Regions from separate parts of the Homo sapiens genome. Here region 2 is linked to region 1. Evidence: chromatin loops called from intact Hi-C (ENCODE). Cell type or tissue: sigmoid colon. All regions are shown on one strand. Each heading gives the region's core, and the rest is flanking DNA. Links, peaks and the distances in the headings are about the cores only.

What was found. Peaks named below come from ENCODE experiments on the same cell type or tissue, not always from the same donor. Only the 100,000 strongest peaks of a DNase experiment are listed, where the experiment ranks them.
Region 2: a loop joins it to region 1, with 5 times the contacts of the local background. A loop is called at or near these places in 1 of 110 quality-filtered maps.

Annotation. Positions count from the first base shown.
Region 1 is chr17:44,868,758-44,875,301 of GRCh38, reverse strand. It overlaps EFTUD2 (elongation factor Tu GTP binding domain containing 2), which reads left to right. Exons shown (of 28, transcript NM_004247.4): 11 at 2,732-2,856. Among named protein-coding and RNA genes, the nearest start is that of HIGD1B, 24 kb to the right of the region's middle. In sigmoid colon, for the core only: no CTCF peak of the experiment used is centred there; a DNase peak (open chromatin) is centred at 2,711.
Region 2 is chr17:44,800,437-44,809,601 of GRCh38, reverse strand. GJC1 (gap junction protein gamma 1) reads left to right here. Exons shown (of 3, transcript NM_005497.4): 2 at 2,133-2,208; 3 at 3,765-9,165. The coding sequence starts at 3,785. The coding sequence ends at 4,975. Among named protein-coding and RNA genes, the nearest start is that of GJC1, 25 kb to the left of the region's middle. In sigmoid colon, for the core only: no CTCF peak of the experiment used is centred there; DNase peaks (open chromatin) are centred at 4,791 and 5,111; H3K4me3 peaks cover 1,260 bases.

The DNA of each region.
Region 1 (6,544 bases), core at 525-4,524:
ACCTCGGCCTCCCAAAGTGCTGGGATTACAGGCGTGAACCACCACCCCCGGCCAATTTTTTTTAATTTTAATTTTTATTTTTTATTTATTTATATTTTTTTTGTAGAGATGGAGTCTTGCTATGTTGCCCAGGCTGGTCTTAAACTGGCCTCAAGCAATTCTTCCACCTTGGCCTTCCAAAGTGCTAGCATTACAGATTTGAGCCGCTGCACCCAGCCTGGGCTCTAGAATCAGCCTCCTCTTCACCACATACCAACCATGTAAAGTTGGGCAGATTACTTAAGTTCAGTTTCTGCTTCAGTAAAAAAGGAATAATATTTGCCTAACAGCAATAGTAGCAAATATTATTAGGCATTTATAGTATAAGTTAACATAACTTACAAGGGATGTTATAAGAAATTAAATAGATATTTGATGGAACACAGCACAGTGCTTGCAATGTAGCAGCTGATGTGCTGAATAATGTTAGCTGCTATTATCTTATAATTAACACAGTCTAAATAAATTAAGAACTGTTTGCTGTGTTTCTGTGGATATACCTGCTTCTCAACAAGATGGATTTAGGGCTTGCATTGATACATATGAGTGATGGTTATGATACCTTAGAATATAATATCAAAGGGCCTTTGAAACAGAGGTTAAATATATCTTAAAGACAGTCTTACTACAGGCTGAAAGATGTGCTAGATGACTTCCTGCAGCCCCTCAAATGGGCCTGTGAGGAGGCCGTCCTACTGAAAGAATGCCTCTCCAACTGAAAGAATGCCTCTCCATTTAAGGATTGGGGATGGAACCTGTGTGGCTAGAGACAGATACCTTCAGGAGCCTTCCCAGTGTGTAGCACTACTTTTCAAAAGGAATATCTTCACCCCATCTCTGCAAGGACTGAGAATGACTAGAGCCCAGTGTGACATCATGAGTCCAAAGGATGAAATGACAAATATATTTTAATAAGAAGGCCAAGCGTGATAGCTTATGCCTGTAATCCCAGCACTTTGAGAGGTCAAGGCAGGAGGATCCCTTGGGGCTAGGAGTTCAAGGCCAGCCTGGGCAACATAGCTAGACTCTGTGTCTACAAAAAATAATTTTGAAATTAGCTTGGCGTGCTGGCATGTGTTTGTAGTCTTAGCTACTCGGGAGGCAGAGGCAAGAGGATCACTTGAGCCAAGGAGTTCAGGGTTATAGTGAGCTATGATTGTGCTGTTGTACTCCAATGTGGGTGACAGAGTGAGATCCTGTCTCTTAAAAAAAAAAAAAAAAAAAAAAGAGGCCGGGCACGGTGGCTCACGCCTGTAATCTCAGCACTTTGGGAGGCCGAGGCGGGCGGATCATGAGGTCAGGAGATCGAGACCATCCTGGCTAACACGGTGAAACCCCATCTCTACTAAAAAATACAAAAAAAATTAGCCGGGCTTGGTGGCGGGCGCCTGTAATCCCAGCTACTGAGGAGGCTGAGGCAGGAGAATGGCGTGAACCCGGGAGACGGAGCTTGCAGTGAGCTGAGATTGCACCACGGCACTCCAGCCTGGGCAACAGAGCAAGACTCCATCTCAAAAAAAAAAAAAAAAAGTAGGAAGTGGGATAGAGCTGAACTTAACCTGATTTACTAAAATAGGAAGTCAAGAGGTCATGTTTCAAACCTCTAAACAAGAGGCCAGGCACAGTGGCTTATACCTAGAATCCCAGCACTTTGGGAGGCCAAGCAGGATATTGCTTGAGCCCAAGAGTTCAAGGTTCAAGCCTGGGCAACATGGCTTTTGTATCTCATCTCTACAAAAATTAGCCAGGCTTGGTGGTTCATGCCTGCAGTCCCAGCTACTTGGGATGCTGAGGAGGGAGGATTGCGTGAGCTTGAGAGATCGAGGCTACAGTGAATGGTGATTGTACCACTGTGCTCCAGCCTGGGCAACAAGGCAAGACCCTGTCTCAAAAGCAAAAGAACCTCTAAGCAAGAAAAAGTAACATAAACATATTACTTAGAAACCTGAAGGTAAATACTCTAAAAGCAGCTTTAAAAGTGTTGAAAGCAGTTGCCTCTAGGGAGCATAACTTGGGGGTAGAGTGCAATGGGGTAGAGGGCTGTTCTTTATAAGCCATACCTTTATTTCTATATTGGGACATTCCATAAGATAATGTGCCAGTAAGGCTAGGGTTGTGGATTTGATCCCCTTGTACAACTCGTTTTCTTATAAATGTTAGTGAACTCAGATGCTCGTGGTTTCTGCATGGCTTTTAAGATTGAAAGTTTTAACACTGTAAAAGCCAAACACAAAAGAATAAAGAGTATGGCAGTGAGGGTAAAGAGCAGAGTTGCTTTTCTTCATTTCCTTTCTTTTCTCTTTTTTAAATGATGTTTATGTCTGCTTGTATTTGTGAAATTGAGGTTTTTCGTCAAATGTATTTCTGTCTTATCACATTAGATTCATTTCCTGTGTTCTAAGGTTTTTGTCTCTGTCCTGTAGGTTTCCCCTTGTCTGTCTGGTGCAGTTAACTTTTCCAAGATTGTGCAGAATGTTCCCAGCTCTGGGAAATCAACTTGTTATTGGGAATTAGGGGAACAGCTCCATCATGTCACTTTCTTGGACCAGGCTGTTGGCAAAACTGAGTGTCTTGCACAAGTCCCTTCCGAGGGCTGGAGAGTGGCTGTGATACCGAGTTCCTGCCCTTCCCCTTGGCAGTGCGTCCGGGCTGCTGCAGCCTGGCACTGTGTTCACCACTGTCTCTGTTTCAGCATGTATTCCACTGATGAGAACCTGATCCTTTCCCCACTCCTGGGTAACGTCTGCTTCTCCAGCTCCCAGTACAGCATCTGCTTCACGCTGGGCTCCTTTGCCAAGATCTATGCCGACACCTTTGGTAAGCGCTGGCTGGCAGTCTGTCTCACCAGCTTCCCCTGAGTCCTGTGTGCCTTTCCTGCTGAATGACTCAGAAATTGGCTTCGTATCAGCACCCTGCTGGGGGAACATTTTATCACCTGTTATTATCACATTTGGGGGTCTTTGTGGCCTTGAGACCCTTTCTTCAGGCTAAGTGGTTTCTAAATAATAGAAAAATAAAAGTGAATAGGAGGACATGGGAGAAGAAGGAGGTCATTTTAGGAATAAAAGTCTCTCCTAGAGTGAGACAGGTTTTGTAAAACAGGAATCATCCATGCCCACAGGCACTTTCAGACCTTCTCACAGGTGGCATCTCCCTCACTGTTAGTGCTTCTAGCCAGCCGTATGGAGGCAGACATCAATTTCATGGGTCTAATTGAGAACTCATGGTGACCTTGCAGCCAGCATCTACAGGCCTCTGCTAACATGCCCAGCCGCATGATATCATGGGTTCCTGGAGCCTCAACACCAGATCCTTGAGACCAGATTCCCACTGTGAGAGACTCCCTGGCTCTTCATCTTTGCACTTCCCCAGTTACCTCAGATTCCAATAGGAATCGTGCACTGAGAGTCTTTTCTGTGTTCAATGTTGCAGTTCCTTAGAGGGAAGTCACTGTTACCCCGTTCTTAGAGTCGAGCAGACAGGCTCCGTGAGATGTCTCATGACCAGTAGGCGGTGGAGCATCAGCGTTTCTATTCTTGCCAGTCAGTTGTCCTGCCGCACTCTTAGCATGGAGCCCTTTGCTCTTGTGAAAAAAAAATGAGGGATTAAAGTTCAGTCTTTTTTGGCCAGGCGCGGTGGCTCACGCCTGTAATCCCAGCACTCTGGGAGGCTGAGGCAGGCAGATCACGAGGTCGGGAGATCAAGACCATCCTGGCTAACACGGTGAAATCCCGTCTCTACTAAAAATGCAAAAAAATTAGCCAGGCGTGGTGGCGGGCACGTGTAGTCCCAGCTACTGGGAGTCTGAGGCAGGAAAATGGCGTGAACCCAGGAGGCAGAGCTTGCAGTGAGCTGAGATCACGCCACTGCACTCCAGCCTGGGCGACAGAGCAAGACTCCATCTCAAAAAAAAAAAAAATTGAAGTTCAGTCTTTTTTGACCAGGTGCAGTGGCTCACGCCTGTAATCCCAGGACTTTGGGAAGCTGAGGCAGGCGGATCACTTGAGCCCAGTAGTTTGAGACCAGCCTGGGCAACATGGCGAAACCCCATCTCTACAAAAAAATACAAAAAATTAGGTGGGCATGATGGCACTGGCCTGTAGTCTGAGCTCGGGAGGATCACTTGAGCCCGGGAGGTTGAGGCTACAGTGAGCCGTGATTGCACCATTGCACTCCAGCCCGGGCAACAGAGCAAGACCCTGTCTCAAAAAACAAGAAAAATTTGGTTCTTTTTCTTTTTTTTTTGAGACATAATCTCACTCTGTTGCCTAGGCTGGAGTGTAATGGCACGATCTCGGCTCACTGCAACCTCCACCTCCTGGGTTTAAGTGATTCTCCTGCCTCAGCCTCCTGAGTAGCTGGGATTACAGGTACATGCCACCATGCCCAGCTAATTTTTGTATTTTTAGTAGAGATGGGGTTTCACCATGTTGGTCAGGCTGGTCTCGAACTCCTGACCTCGTGATCCGCCCACCTCGGCCTCTCAAAGTGCTGGGATTACAGGCATGAGCCACTGTGCCTGGCCTGTGTACTATGTTCTCATAATAAAGTAAGCTGGAGAAAAGAAGATGTTACAAAGAAAATCATGAGAAAAAACACATTTACTGTTCATTAAGTGGAAGTGGATCATCATAAAGGTCTTCATCTTCGTCATCTTCACATTGAGCAGGCTAAGGAAGAGAAAGCATTGGTCTTGGTGTCTCAGGTGGCAGAGGCAGGAGAAAAATCCATGTATAATTGGAACCGAGACATTCAAACCATGTTATTCAAGGGTCAACTGTATACATATGTAATCTGTGTTTTTCACACAGCATTGGGCCATTGACCATTTTCTTGTTATTAGATGTATATATCAGTTATTTCCAGATGGCTCTTTTTTAAAAATGGGTAGCTAAACAATAAATGAAATTAAACTGAACAGGGTTCCAGTAGAAGTTTGTGTTTCTAAATGTCCATTGTATGAGCATGTGAAGCAAAATCCAAAACCCTTTTGTAATTATAATGCAGAGATGATTCCAATTTTGATTGAAAATGATCCTCAGCCTTGGGCGAGATTGTTGTTCATCCTTTGAACCCACTGTTAGTTTATGCCAGAGCTAGCTATGGGCTGGGCTGCAGCAGCGTTATCATGGAAAGCCATGTGTAGACTTCTGTAAAGTCAGCACTGAAGGGAATATTGAAGAGATCATTGAGTCGTCCTCTTCATTTTACATGAGGGGAAACTATGCCCATGGTCACAGAAATTACTAATAGAGTAGGAACTAGAATCCATTTACACCTTACTACCAAAACTGATACCATGTGCTCTCGCTAGGAATATAATACAATAAGGCATCATGAACAACTTCGGACTTCTATAAACTTCATCCAGTGGACGAACAGAATCCCACAGAGTGATGAATGGCAATGTGAGGTGATAGTGTGAGCTGAGTGCTGTAGGCAGATACAGCTGAGAGAATTTAGGGGTGGGGTAGGGCTCAGCCTCAATGGCTTGGAGTCAGGTAAAGCCGAGGGAAAGAGATGGGGCTTGGGCAAATAAAGAGTAGAAAGCCAAGAATTCCAGACTTGCAGGGCTGGAGAAAGAGGCATAGAGGCAGGTGGTGTTAGTCATGGCCTGTTCAGGTAACAGTGGAATGTTTAACCAAGGAGAAGAGTTCAAGTTCAGGCTAGGTCCAGTGGCTCATGCCTGTAATCCGAGCACTTGGGGAGGCCAAAGTAGAGGATCACTTGAGGCCAGGAGTTCAAAACCAGCCTAGGCAACATGGCAAGACCTCGTCTCTACAAAAAATTTTAAAAATTAGCTGGCCGTGATGGCGCACACCTGTAGTCCCAGCTACTCGGGAGGCAGAGGTGGGGGGATTGCATGAGCCAGGAAGGTCGAGGCTGCAGGGAGCCAAGGTTATGCCACTGCACTCCAGTGTGGATGACAAAGCAAGACCCCATCTCAAAGAAAAAAAGTTCAGTGATTATACTGCATGGTAAGTGCATTAACAGAGGGCATAAACATTCAGTGGTTCAGAGGAAGGAAAGTTTCAGTAACTAACAATGTGGGAAAGAAGGGGAGAATTTGGTAATTAACAGAGTAGGGAAGAAAAAGATTTTGAGTTTAGCTGAAAATTTGGTGGTAACCTTACTGATGGAGACAGAGAAGTCTGAAGGGGAATGTGACTTTCGGGAAAAGCCAGTGCATTCCCTTTATCCCATACAAGGTGAGGGGACAGTCTGACATCTGGGTAGAAATATCCAGGAGGTGGTTGGTGCTATCAGTTATCTAATTGGATGTCACCCAACGTCTTGACTTTTAAAAGCTATGGTTGTTTGGTACAGTCTGACCAGGATTAGCAGTTATAGTCAAACTAAAAATATTAATTGGTGAAAGATGAGCCAAAGGTTGGCTTTGGTGTTTTCTCTCGAGAGGGCTGAGTAATTGCTTACCTGAGGCCTAGGGCTAGCCAGAACCTTATGGTGACACTGCAGTTGGAAGGTGGCCCACACTGGCAGCAGA
Region 2 (9,165 bases), core at 2,860-6,859, 68 kb after region 1:
TGAAACTCCGTCTCAAAAAAAAAAAAAAAAGATACACATTTATCTTTGTGGATGGAGATATAACAGATGAGTTAGTTCTAACTAATTGTATTTTCATAATTTTGGCTTATTGGAACAAATAGAAATTTCAGGCTTTGGGGAAAATCTGAGCCTGCAGAGAATTTGTGGATGAGAATCATGGAGTTCTATGTTGGAAACCTGGCTTACATCACCATTTAAAGATTTTATATTATTTACTTCTTGTTTTGAGGTTTTATAACTTGTATATTCAATGAGAAAAGAGGTGGTGAGCTCAGTTGGAAAACAGGGCTAGAAATGGGAGCTGTACTGGAAATTTTATTGTGTTAGAGTCTCCCTCTCTCGCCCAGGCAGGAGTGCAGTGGTATGATCATAGCTCATTGCAGTCTCAAGCTCCCAAGTTCAAGTGATCCTCCTCCTTCAGCCTTCCAAAGTGCTGAGATTACAGGTGTGAGCCACCATGCCCAGCTGGATTCTTTTGTTTGTTTGTTTTGTTTTGTTTTGAGATGGAGTTTTGCTCTTGTTGCCCAGGCTAGAGTGCAATGGCACAATCTCAGCTCACCGCAACCTCCACCTCCCCCTCCCAGGTTCAAGCAATTCTCCTGCCTCAGCCTCCCAAATAGCTGGGATTACAGGCATGCACCACCACACCTGGCTAATTTTGTATTTTTAGTTAGTTGGTCAGTCCATGTTGGTCTGGCTGGTCTCAAACTCCCGACTGCTGGTGATCCACCCACCTCGGCTTCCCAAAGTGCTGGAATTACAGGCATGAGCCACCGTGCTTGGCCGGGATTCTTCATATGTAAATCTTTTTGCTTCTTTATTTTTTGAGGTTTCGCTGTCACCTAGGCTGGAGTGCAGTGGCACGATCACAACTCACTGCAACCTCTACCTCCCGGGCTCAAGTGATTCTTTCACCTGAGCCTCCCAAGTAGCTGGGACCACAGGTGTGCGTCACCATGCTAATTTTGGGGGTGTGTGTTGTTGTTGTTGTTTGGTGAAGACTAGGTTTCACATGTTGCCCAGGCTGGTCTCAAACTCCTGAACTCATGTGATCCCCCCACCTTGGCCTCCCGAAGTGCTGGGATTACAGGCGTGAGCCAGAGCCACTGTGCTGGGCCGTGTGTGTGTGTGTGTGTGTGTGTGTGTGTGTGTAAGAGACAGGGTGTTGTTCTATCTACCAGGTTGGACTGCAGTGGCCACCACTGCCACCACACCTGGCTAATTTTTTTAAAATTTGGAAAGATAGGGTCTCACTATATTGCCCAGGCTTATGTGCAAATCTTTATGCGGCTTCATGCCTTCACTTTTTTTTTTTCCATTGTTCCTTTGGAAATTGTTCCAGTTTTTTTTTTCCTGTATCTTTAAACAACAACACAAAGCACCCTTTTAATTAAGTTACTATAAACACATAACATTCAGGAATTGTTTTAAATTTATTTGCTAAATGTGGGCGCCTTATGGATGACATTTGGCCAGAGCTATGCAGAGTTGCCAGAGCTTAATAATGAGCAATAATTCATCTTGGAAACTTTTCTGTTTTGCTGTTTAATCCAGTACAGATGCAGGTGTTTTCTTTCTGTGACTTTTTGTGAGTAGTTGTATCTGTAAATCACCTCCCATGGAGACGGGTGTTCCTGTGACTGAGAGCCAGCTGTTGGGTGTTTTAGCTAAACAGCTTGCTCCTAGTTAGCTGCTCAAATCCCCCTGAGAGGTGTATCGGCTGCTTCAGGGAATAGAGCAGATGGGGTGAAGGTTTTTGCAAGGCCTTTAGTGACCTGCTTTCAATTTGCTGCAATTCTTCTGCTTTGGCTTTTTCCTATAGGTGCCAGAGTTCATCTGCTTCATATTTTTACTACTGACGCATCTTCCTGTCGTATATTCTTAGACTGTGGTGACTTAAGAATCTTTGGGTCACCTGTTACATGGTTTCTCCTGCCACCTGTATGGGGAGGAGAAGACTGGTATTCAAACTCAAGCCTGTTTCTATCTTATTCTCATTGATTTTTATGATACATAGAAAACTTTGTTTCTTTCTGAAAATGGCATTTTAGTGATTCATTGTTTTCTGTGGGAGAAAGCTTATGACCTGCTCTTTTCTTTTTCCCTTCCAGAGGGAATCTGGAAAAATTGCAATCAAAACATCATTTCTCTAAGAAAATTTTGGGTAACCGAAGTTCTGGACAACAGGTAAAGTGTGTTTAAACTTTGGTGGTGCTGACAAATCATCTGTAATCTGCAGAAGTAAACTGGGAGAGGGAGGAGGACAAGTTAAAAATTAAGTCTACTTTGTGTCGGGGCTTTATTGGGGATTTCCCATATATTACCTCATTTAGGTGGTTTTTACCTGGATCCTGGATGTAGATCTGGGAATCTCAGAAAGAATCTGTCCTTTAAAATGCTGTTTTAAATGGATTTGCTGTTGATTGGATTTAATGTCCTCACAGTTCAGTTTAGCAATCATTTTTTAATGTCTACCATAAATAAGGTACAGAAGTATAATTTGTAGATTCTGTTATATAGTAAAGGGGTACAATATTTATTGCAAGACCATTTACTGGGCTTCTAAGTAAAACCAAAATCTGGTATGCGATGCAGCCTAGCTAGGGAAGATCTTCCTAGTTCCCTTCTGTCTTTTGTTTTAGTTCTTAATGATTGCCAGCAGTTTGTAGCTGTACCATCTTCTTAATCCCTTTTAGCACTTGTCTAAAATTTAAGTTTCCTAATAAATCACCCCTTCACAGTGGAGTCCAACCGAGGTGTCCCCTTTATGTTCTCAGTGGTGGTTTTTCTGTGATTGGACCGAATAACTATACCTGTGTGTTTTTTAAATTTCTATCTCACAAAATTCTGAAGGTCTCATGAAATAATAGTATGTGTAAAGAACCTAGGTCTGGCCAGGCATGGTGGTTCACGCCTGTAATCCCAGCACTTTGAGAGGCCAAGGCAGGCGGATCACCTGAGGTCAGGAGTTCGAGACCAGCCTGGCCAACATGGTGAAACCCCATCTCTACTAAAAATACAAAAATGATGGTGCATGACTGTAATCCCAGATACTCGGGAGGCTGAGGCACAAGAATCACTTGAACCTGGGAGGCGGAGGTTGCAGTGAGCCAAGATCACGCCACTGCACTGCAGCCTGAGCGAAAGAGGGAAACTGTCTCAAAAAAAAAAAAAAAAAACAAACAGAAGAACCAAGGTCTGAGAAATATCTCAGTAAATAGTAGCTACAAGTTTACCTTTTAAACCAGAGGAGATATGAAAGCAATCCATACTTTCTGGGACCTTGTGGGGCCAACAGGTGTTGACTGAGGTGAATTGACCTTCTTGAAGATAGTAGAGAGTGAGATGCTGTTTATTCTTTTTTTTTGAGATGGAGTCTTGCTCTGTTCAAGCAATTCTCCTGTCTCAGCCTCCTGAGCTGCTGGGATTACAGGTGCACACCACCGTGCCCGGGTAATTTTTGTATTTTTGTAGAGACGGAGTTTCACCATGTTGACCAGGCTGGTCTTTAACTCCTGACCTCAACTAATCTGCCCGCCTTGGCCTCCCAAAGTGCTGGGATTACAGGCGTGAGCCACCCTACCCAACTGAGATGCTGTTTATTCTAACATTTGTTCCACTGTGAACCTTGAGGTTAGATTTCAAGTATTCAAAGCAGTAGTTCCTAGAGATATCATAATTAGTAATTAAATTAAGATTTAATATTTGTTGATTTTATTTTGGTATTTTTCCACTTTTATCAGGGCATACCAATTCAATCACCATGAGTTGGAGCTTCCTGACTCGCCTGCTAGAGGAGATTCACAACCATTCCACATTTGTGGGGAAGATCTGGCTCACTGTTCTGATTGTCTTCCGGATCGTCCTTACAGCTGTAGGAGGAGAATCCATCTATTACGATGAGCAAAGCAAATTTGTGTGCAACACAGAACAGCCGGGCTGTGAGAATGTCTGTTATGATGCGTTTGCACCTCTCTCCCATGTACGCTTCTGGGTGTTCCAGATCATCCTGGTGGCAACTCCCTCTGTGATGTACCTGGGCTATGCTATCCACAAGATTGCCAAAATGGAGCACGGTGAAGCAGACAAGAAGGCAGCTCGGAGCAAGCCCTATGCAATGCGCTGGAAACAACACCGGGCTCTGGAAGAAACGGAGGAGGACAACGAAGAGGATCCTATGATGTATCCAGAGATGGAGTTAGAAAGTGATAAGGAAAATAAAGAGCAGAGCCAACCCAAACCTAAGCATGATGGCCGACGACGGATTCGGGAAGATGGGCTCATGAAAATCTATGTGCTGCAGTTGCTGGCAAGGACCGTGTTTGAGGTGGGTTTTCTGATAGGGCAGTATTTTCTGTATGGCTTCCAAGTCCACCCGTTTTATGTGTGCAGCAGACTTCCTTGTCCTCATAAGATAGACTGCTTTATTTCTAGACCCACTGAAAAGACCATCTTCCTTCTGATAATGTATGGTGTTACAGGCCTTTGCCTCTTGCTTAACATTTGGGAGATGCTTCATTTAGGGTTTGGGACCATTCGAGACTCACTAAACAGTAAAAGGAGGGAACTTGAGGATCCGGGTGCTTATAATTATCCTTTCACTTGGAATACACCATCTGCTCCCCCTGGCTATAACATTGCTGTCAAACCAGATCAAATCCAGTACACCGAACTGTCCAATGCTAAGATCGCCTACAAGCAAAACAAGGCCAACACAGCCCAGGAACAGCAGTATGGCAGCCATGAGGAGAACCTCCCAGCTGACCTGGAGGCTCTGCAGCGGGAGATCAGGATGGCTCAGGAACGCTTGGATCTGGCAGTTCAGGCCTACAGTCACCAAAACAACCCTCATGGTCCCCGGGAGAAGAAGGCCAAAGTGGGGTCCAAAGCTGGGTCCAACAAAAGCACTGCCAGTAGCAAATCAGGGGATGGGAAGACCTCCGTCTGGATTTAATCCTGGCGGGCTTAAAACCTGTGCTTTTCATAGTTTATGGTAAGCAGCAGCTCACTGAATAATGACTTCCATTGAGTAAACATTTGGCTCTGGTTATCTTCAGGGATGCTGTTGGCTCATGATCCAAGCTCAGGGGACTCTGGAGGCGGGGCTGGGCTGAGGGAGAGAAAGGGAAACACAGTGTTCCCAGGCACATGTTCTTAGCAATAATACAGTTGCAGAACTTTACATTTGTGTCTTCCAGATCTGGAGAAGAACAGACATATTTAAATCATTCTTGTTGAACAGTTTTTGTATGTACAGTATTATGGTACTTTTTTTTTTTTAGTATGAGAACTTTTTTTGTATTTGTACATTGAACTGCTGTAGTTATACTTTTATATTAAAGGGGAAAAAGTCCTTATAAATAATGCCTATTAGGCTAGTGCTATTACTTTGTTCAGCAAATTCTACCCTGGCTTTAGAGTTTTTAATAGATGCTACACCTAATAAAAGTGCCTCTCATATTGCAGGAACGATTTCAGATGTGTAAGGAGACTGAAGAGGAGATACCAGTTTTTAGTCTTGGAAAGCAAGTTCACAGTAGAAGGAGGTTGAGATCTTTCTTTTATGTGAGAAATCTTTGAATCTCATTCATGCGATCAGAGTTGTAGCCAATTTTTGAAAACCTTATTTTCAAAGGAAATAAATGATTCACTGTAGGATTCCTTTAAATATCAAGCATCACCAGTATATGCTTTGATGGTATATGTATATAACTTAAAGTTCTTTCAAAAGCCTGATACAGAAACGTGTCCCCAGTTTGGTAGCAATGTGGAAAACCTGGCTAGAGATGATATGGAGCTGTCCCTCAGAAAGCAAAGCCATGCCTGGAATCCCTAATAGGCTGCTTAGTTGTGAACCTGTTTGATTTGCCTTAAGCCTCTATCCAGAAACCTGCCCGCTTCCGTCTGGTTAAGAAGCCAGTGGTGGATATTTTCTTTGTTAACATTAGAAATGCAAACATTCCCTTGTCAACCAAGAATACTCAAAGCTACTTGTATTGGAAATGGCAGAAGGCCTAAATCCAAATTTCTTATTTTTTATAATTTACCATAGAAGTTTTGTGATTAAATTCTTACTTCTGCCAGTGGAGGTTTATGCCTGAAAGGTCATGGGGTCCTGTCTGTAAATAGACCTAAAGAGAAGTGCAGTATTTATTCTTTGTAGGCATAATGTGTTTGTCACTGACAAGCATTCATGTTCATCCCACTAGTCTTTTATTGCAGTCTTTTATTGTCATTTTCAGCCTTATGTTGGAGAGCTTTGCTTTCTCATCATGTTCACATTGTCTTAAGTTTTGTGAGCTTCTGAGAAAGAGCTTGGTAAAGGTTTAAAGGGGACTTTGTTCCACCAGGGAGCATTTTATTTGGGCGTCTCACCCTTTTCTAATGAAAGCTGTTGTAAGCCACCTCTGACTTGGAAATTCTGAAAGTATGAATATTTTTTATATCTTAATTGTAAAATGCCAGTTCTCCATTATTTAGATGAATAGTAGAACACTGCACCCTTTGTGCAGTGTTTTTGTTTCTCTACTGCATTCCTACCCCCACCAAAAAAAAGAAACTTAAGGAAATTTTTTTTTGAGACAGGGTCTCCCTCTTTCACCCAGGCTGGAGTGCAGCAGCATGATCTCAGCTCACTGCAGCCTCTGCCTCCCAGGCTCAAGCAATCATTCCACCTCAGCCTCTTGATTAGCTGGGACTACAGGCATGTGCCACCATACTCGGCTAATTCTGTTTTAAAAATTTTTTTTGTAGAGATGAGGTCTCACTATGTTACCCAGGCTGGTCTCGAACTTTTGGGTTCAAGTGATCCTCCCGCCTCAGCCTCTCAAAGTGTTAGTATTATAGGTGTGAGCCACCATGCCCAGCCTAGAAAATTTAACCTTATCTTTTAGCCATTCATTTACTTTTATTTGCTTTTTTAAAAAAAAATCTTTAAATTTTAGCCTAGAGAAGCACCTCAGGAACTCTAAACATCTTAGGCAAAAATTAAACTCAGGTGAGACTGAAGGAGAAATTTCAGAAATACACATGTACCTCATGGGTAATTAATAGACATGCACAGTTTCCTTCAAATCAAATGTTTAATAAGGAAATTCATATAATTCCAAGAAAACAGGCAAAATTTGGAATACATAAGCCTAGCTAAGATAAAGAACTACCAGTTAATTCTTAACATCACTGGAGCTTCCAGCAGGTTTTTTAATTGAAGGACAAAAAGTGTCCATACATTTGTGTTATCTCTTCAGAGCCTGAGGGAGAAGAGAGTGGCTTTGCCCAGTGGAAAGGCTGGGGATTTGAGAATGATACAGGGGGAAGGAGTCAAGCAGAAATGCCAGGAAGAACCAGGCAAAGACATTTGGCGCCAGAAGCATCCACTTAATTTCTGTGAAGAGTGCCCCTGGTGTTTCATCTTGGCCTGTTTTGATGAGAATGTTATCTTTTGTGTCTGGATAACGCGTCAGCTTCTTAAAGTACATATAAAGATATTCTGTCACCTCCCCACATGCACACACTTTTAAAATCTATTTTTATTCTCTTGCTAAAGTTGTAATTATGTCAAGAATTTTCCAGCTCTAACTGCCTTCTTAGTACATGTCTTTCTGCCTTTGAAGCATATGAGTTTGCCAAAGTCATTCTCCCCTAATGACATATTGTGGACTTACATTAAGAAAATGGGCCAGGCGCGGTGGCTCACACCTGTAATCCCAGCACTTTAGGAGGCCCAGGCGGGTGGATTACCTGAGGTCAGGAGTTCAAGACCAGACTGGTCAACATGGTGAAACTCCATCTCTACTAAAAATACAGAAATTAGCCAGGAGTGCTGGGTGGACGCCTGCAATCCCAGCTACTTGGGAGGTTGAGGCAGGAGAATTGCTTGAACCCAGGAGGCAGAGGTTGCAGTGAGCTGAGATCATACCATTGCACTCCAGCCTGCAAGACAGAGTGAAACTCTTGTCTCAAAAAAAAAAAAAGAAAAAAAGAAAGTGAGCCTGTTGATGTCTAGCTAACCCATTGGTGGAGTCTGCATTGAATCTGTAAGAATATTGTTCTGGATCATGCAGGTGGGATTTGTATAAAAAGCCTGTCCAACATTTAGTTCTCACTCGCATCAGAATCATACTGTTTTGAATTGCCATATAAGACATGCTCCATCATGACACTTGCTTCTCCTCCAAATACAAGTTGAGTGCTTAGTCCTTCACCTGCTAGAATCAGGATACAATCAACATGATTATGTTCCTTAACACACTTGGATTTATGCAGATGTGGTGTGTCCTTTGCTCTTTTTTTTCTTAAGACAGAGTCTTGCTCTTGTCGCTCAGGCTGGAGTGCAGTGGTGTGATTTCGGCTCACTGCAACCTCCGCCTCCTGGGTTCAAGCGATTCTCCTGCCTCAGCCTCCCGAGTAGCTGGGATTACAGGCACCACCACCATACCAGGCTGATTTTTTTTGTATTTTTAATATAGACAGGGCTTCATCATGTTGGCCAGGCTGGCAGGCTGGTCTCGAACTCCTCACCTCGTGATCCGCCCACCTCAGCTTCCCAAAGTGCTGTGATTACAGGCGTGAGCCACCGCGCCTGGCCTGCTCTTAAAACCCGTTATTCAGAAGATTTGTAAAAGAAATAGGCTTTTTTTTTTTTTTTGGTTAATTCAAACGAGGGGAAAATTAGATAGCATTTTCCCCTAAAGAAATGTTAATGTTCATTTTGTGGCTTTGTTTTCAAGTTTCAGGAGCCATGTACATCTCAGAAGTGTTACGAAGTGATTAGAAAAGGCCTCTGGTAAAAGACCTTCAAGGACCAACCATTATTATTGGTCACTTGTTTGAACTTGGCGCTTAAAAAAAAAGTTGGACTGTGATGCTTTGGTGCTCTTTATCACAGACATCAGTGATGGTCTGAAACACTCTCTAGCAGTTTATACGAAGAATGGACTTACATGTTATCAGTTACACTCATGATTTACTCGTTCAGCTTCTACAAGTCCATACTTTATGCTGTCTCATTTAAGAGACAGTCCACTTCTGAAAATAAAATCGATAGTTGATGATACATTTTTGGCTAGCCAGCTTTCTGTAAAAGGCAAGTATGTTAGACATGCACAGTTTCCTTCAAATCAAATGTTTAATAAGGTACTTCAA